2 separate regions of the Homo sapiens genome follow, and region 1 is linked to region 2. The links are chromatin contacts, found by Hi-C or POLR2A ChIA-PET in ENCODE. All regions are on one chromosome and are shown on one strand. The core of a region is the stretch at or near the end of the contact, and the rest is flanking DNA. Distances in the headings are between cores, read along the strand shown. Region 1 holds the start of KIFAP3 (kinesin associated protein 3). Region 2 has its middle 8.2 kb from the start of XCL2.

Region 1 (2,700 bases), core at 98-2,597, 1.5 Mb after region 2:
AGGACAATAGAGTTGATTTATTTATTATACAATTGTTTGAATCCCTTCTATGAGTCTACTAACACTTGGAAGATCTTTCTGTGATGATGAGAGCTCAGCCAAGCCAGAATAAAAATATTCACTGCAAGTGTATTATGACTTGAAATAATACCACCACCTTACATTCATGTTTCATTTTTTAAAAGTATTTCATCTTTCGTCCTTGTATCTCTCAGAAGGTAACGCCTGTCCCATTTTCAGATGAGGAAACCGTGCCCAAAGGAATACATGCGACTTTTCCAGGGTATTTACTGAATCAGTACTGAATTAAAATTTTTTTCTATTGGATCACTGCTTACTCTTGGTTCAGTGGGAGGTATCTTTTTTTTTTTCCAAATCAGGAATGATCTGAGTATTTGCCAGCACCCAAATAATCCCAACAGACTACAATTTTTTTGAGTAACTGATACTATATTTAAAAGAAATTATGGCCTATTTTATTGTCATCAAACTTCTGAACAAACCTCTTAATAATTACTAAATGTCCTACAAAAATTATGTTGTATACATGGGAGTCAAATGGATGACATGGATGCGGAAAGCAGAAAGAGACTGGAAATCAACATCTCAATTCAGCCTTCCAAAAAGTAGAATCCACCACTTCTTTCCCCTTCATCATTTCAAAAGCCCATGGCAATGAACCCCAAACTGAGGCCTGAGGGCGGATGCACCAGACTTTATTCCCAGGCTCTCATGGGATTTATCTATTATGGGAAAATGGAGAGTCTGGGAAGAGGCGAAAAAAAAAACAAAAGACGCGGTTTACCTTGCCCTACCTCCCTCTCCCCCTGGAATAAGGTGATGTAGCGAAGAAACCATCTTTCAATGCTGTCAGGGCTCCGCCGAGTCAGGTCAAAGGACTTTGAAACCCCCCCAGAGCTCTCCTTTTTTCTCCACTTCACCTTTTCCCTCTCCTTTCGGTGACTTCTCTCCCTGCTTCCCATCCCGTCTGCTAAACTAGCGTTGCCCAGTGACATCTCACAGCCAACCCAAGAACATCTTCAGGGCCCTGGCAAGGAGGGTAGGACAGAGCCTTGGGGAGTCGTCACCTTTTGAGGTATCTGGCGTCCTCCCCTTGCATGGCGGCAGCGGCAGCGGCGTGGAGAGGATGGGGTATCTTGAGAGGCAGGCGCGGTTATTTCCGGGGACGGTGGCCAAAGTACCCTCACACCCAGAGGCGATGACAGTCCTGAGGCCTGCAAGGCGGGGCAGCAGCGGCGCTGTGGTTACCACGGTGAAGCCTCCAGCTCCTCCCACAGCTTCTGTGCCCCAAAACACTGGAGCGGCCCAGACCCGCCCAGAGTCGCCTAAGCCGGGCCGTCACGACGCATGCGCTTGCTCTGCACCTCTTGTATGCGCAGGCTCAGTCTGAGGCGGTGGCCTCAGAGTTTGACGCACCGGGGAGCCGAGCAGGGAAGTTTTGGTGCAGTTTTGAGCGTCCGTGTATAAGGAGTGGCTCCGTAGTCACCGCCCCCTTGAGGATGGGAATAGAAAGGGCTGTCAGGTCAGCTTGAAAGGAGAGAGGGGAATCCGATAACCTTTTAGTTAGCGAATGCTATACAGCAGTCCAGCTAATAAGGGAGGTTTCTATTTGGGGGCCTGAATGGCCCTGATTGCACTTACAAGCTCTAACTTATGGAGATAATCTGACCGTTGTACAAAATGGATATAACTTTGAAGGCGGCAAGTCTGTCACTTTGATGTCTTAAATCTAGAATACACCTCCCCCAACCAAAACAAACAAACAAACAAACAAACAACAGCAACAAAAAACAGTTCCTGAAATTCCAACTCCACCAATTATCCTGAACTCAAGGTATGTTTAGAATTGCTTCTTCTGAGGCAGGCAATTGTTAGCAGTGCAGGGCATAGGAAAGAAGGGTTCTTTTTTAACTGCATGTTCTCTGGTTTAAGATCTATTCCCATGGGTTCAGCTATTATGTCTATGCAAATGATATAGGTTCATTTATTTGGTAAATGTGAATTGAGGGCTGGCTGTGTGCCAAACACCAAACCAGGCTCTAGGGATGCAAAGAAAGCACCTCTACTCCCCCTGCTCACCTATAATCTTGTCACTTATTCACTGTCTTCTAGTCCTGTTTTCCCAGTTGCTTTGAGACGTGCACGTAGTTGCTCTGCTGCTTTTTTCAAATGTAGTACATTGATGCAATTATTGATTATCCGTTATGTGTAAAACACCATGTTAAGGCACTGCATGGTATATTAAATATAGAAATACAGTCCTTACCCAACAAAATATATTTTTATCTTCCCACCCATTCACACCAGCTACACTATTTCTGTAGATGTTATAGTCATTCTTTCATTCTGAAAGGGAAGAAAATTTGCAGCTAATTTTGACTCCTTCCTCTGTATCATGCCCTCTTACTAAAGTGTTACAAAATTCTATCTTTTCTTCCTTCAAGATATTCAGGTAGTCCAGTTTTTTTCTACATTCTTACTTCTACCAATAGTCTAATCACTTTATACCTAGAGTACTGCAATTCCTTCCTCATTGGACTTCCTATTTTTTGTTTTTCTAAATATTAATTCTGCAAACTAATGTAAAATTTTACAAATTATCATTTATAACACCTTTAATGGTAATATAGCAGGCTAGATTACTTTAAAATCTTCACAATACGTAAAATTGGAAGACCA
Region 2 (2,700 bases), core at 44-2,543:
TGTGTGTATGTAGATGCATAATTTATAAACATGATTCTGAGCTTTCTATTGTTCTCGTTGTTAATCTCTAAATTAACACTACTGTGTTTTTTATTATCACAGCTTTATCTTATGTCTTAATATTTGATAGGGGAAACATTTACTCTTGGTTTTTCTTTTCCTAACTTGTTTTAGCTATCTGTGAATGTCTTTGTGTCATATAAATTTAAAAATTGTATTAGAAAGTTTTGCCCAAAAACTCTGTGGAAATTTTAACTGGAATTGCATTGAATAGTAGATTGATTTGGGGAAAACTGATATCCTTACAATGTTTGTCATCTGGTTCGTAAATATTTGCATCTTTTTTGTCCTTTAATAGAGCCAAATATTTCTTTTATATTAAAGCAATATAAATATATTATGAAGCAGAATGCAAAATCATCACAAATTTTAAGATAAATAATGGAACTTCAAGGGACTGTTACACTTCCAGTGTATTATAACTCCTTGCTACCAAGGCTTTCTTTTCTTTAGGAGAGATCTCTCTCCTCTGCCCTTGAGACTTGGCTGGACAAGTTTTGCCCTTATACATCATCCTGCAAGCAAACTCTCTCCTGAGTGGTTAAGTAGGTGGCTACTGGAGTCAGATCAGTTGTATTCAAATCCCTAATCAACTATTTATTAGCTGTGTAACCCTGGACAAATGCTTTAACCTTCCCAAATTCTTAGTTTTGTCAGTAGCAAAATACAGAATCAAGTAAGATAATGTGTGCCAAACGTTTAGCAGAGTGCTGGAGATGGAATAAGTGCTCAGCAAATGTTAGTGACTATTATAAGCAATTTTAAGCTATACTTGTTATGCTCTAACACATGGGCATGTGACTGTACCTGTCAATAAAAAAACAGAGAAGAAATATTTGCCCTATCAAACATTAAATGAGGTTTCTGAGGCAACTGCAGTCTAAAGCTATTCCTTGTTCTCTTCAAAATGCATAACTATTAAAAAAATCAAATGTGTGAGGTTAATCTCAATAAGCAAAAAACTAAAACAGACTACAAAAGAGTAAAGTTGAGGCATCTGGTAGGAGAGAAGCTTATACAATATTAAGTTTTTAATAGAAAAGAGATAAAAAGCTTTGCAATGGGAATTGTGAATGATTTTGTGGCCTAAGTTATAATATCCAGAATGAAAGTAGAGGCCAAGAGGCTAAGAGAGAAATCCTATAGTTATTACTTAGCAGAGTTTTCACTACTCTTGGCTTGGGGCAAGGGCAGAAGCAACAGGAAGGAAGGGTTGAAGGGTGTTTTATTATAAAGTTAAGCTGCAGTTGGGCAGGAAACCACAATGTCGAAGACATTCTCTTGAAGGAACTGTTAAGGTAACACCAAGAGCAAGTGATAATACTGAAGTCAGTGAAAGGGACTGCCAATGCAGGAGCTACTTCTTGAATTACCTAAAAAGTTGATGTACCACTCCCATTAGGGGGGATCAGGGTCCACAGATATCAGACTTTTAGGATAAATCAACTTTACTGCCACTGGAACTTTGAATAAACATCCAGGGTTAAATAAATTACTAATCAGTAGTAGTTGAAAGAAGAGGAAGACAGTCTATGCCTGGGGAAGTTTCATTTTAATTTTGAAATCAACAGTTATTTTTTAAAACTGTTACAATGTAAGGGCAGGTAATTTGTGTCAAATGGCTGTTTATAAAACTCTTAATGAAATCATATTTTTATCAAAAATGTATAATTATGATGGGTTCTAACAATGTATTATTTATTATTTCTTTCTCTTATCCATACCAGAAAACAGTTTAACTGCAGATCAAATTGCTAATACGATTAGTGCCTAGTGGAAATAATGAAATTGAAAATGTAAAGAATCAGGAGTACATAACCAGTTTCTAGGGGCATGCATTTATGAATTCAAATTATTAAGAAAATAGCATATATATATATATAGTTGATACACTGGATATTATACTAAGTGTTAAACTTTCCACTGAATCATTCCCATTAGTGTACAAACTTGTTATTTTTTCTCTCATGTAAAAATCAAAATAAACAAACAAAACACCATCTCTTGACTACACTTCCACTTCAGCTGTAGTTCTTTTTCTCTGCAAGCTTCTTTTTCTCTCCAAGCCTCTATAGTGATGCTTATGAGACAACTGTCGTCTAAAATTATTCTCTTTAAAGAGTTGTCATTAATTCTTCTCCCAGGCCTTCTCAACCCTTCTTCAAAAGTTTCTGCTCTTACCAATCCACTGACGCTTTTCCCCTTATAGTCATTCTGTGACAGCCATGCTGTTAAATCCAACTATTTTTAAGTTCTAATTTCTGACTTATTTACAGCATTTGGCAAAGTTGCTCACTCTATTCCTGCAAACATCCTCCTGCCTTGATTTCCAGGATACCACACAAGATTGGGTTTCCTCATATCTTTCTGACTTCTTCCCAGTTTTCCTTGCTGGTTCCTCCTCATCTTCCCAATCTGTGTCCAAGGCTCAGTCCTTGAACATTTTATATTTTGATCAACTCTACCTACATGCTTTGCCCATTATCAAGGCTTTAAGTGCCACATATAAGCTAATGACTCCAAAATTAGTATTTCCAGCTTAGACACGTCCTCTGGATTCCTGACCTAGCTATCTGACTACTTGACATTTTCATATGGATGTCTACTAAGCACCTAAACTTAACATGACCAAAACAGAGC

What was found. Hi-C counts contacts between places; a loop is a spot of excess contacts on that map. ChIA-PET counts read pairs that join two places held with the same protein, here RNA polymerase II (POLR2A). Pooled maps may share reads with other maps.
Region 1: a loop to region 2 is called in a map of naive thymus-derived CD4-positive, alpha-beta T cell, with 5 times the contacts of the local background. The contact joins the promoter of KIFAP3 here to the enhancer-like site in region 2. A Hi-C loop is called at or near these places in 1 of 168 maps with a recorded cell type or tissue (naive thymus-derived CD4-positive, alpha-beta T cell) and 5 of 50 pooled maps. POLR2A ChIA-PET finds 5 or more read pairs at or near these places in 1 of 52 experiments (A549).

Annotation. Positions count from the first base shown.
Region 1 is chr1:170,073,348-170,076,047 of GRCh38, forward strand. It overlaps KIFAP3 (kinesin associated protein 3), which reads right to left and starts at 1,348. Exons shown (of 20, transcript NM_014970.4): 1 at 1,089-1,348. The coding sequence starts at 1,120. RefSeq lists enhancers at 1,157-1,216, 1,277-1,576.
Region 2 is chr1:168,534,423-168,537,122 of GRCh38, forward strand. No RefSeq gene overlaps it. Among named protein-coding and RNA genes, the nearest start is that of XCL2, 8.2 kb to the right of the region's middle. Within about 2 kb of position 1,294, at least 3 of the 41 ENCODE cell types and tissues checked have a DNase peak (open chromatin) inside an H3K27ac peak, as active enhancers do.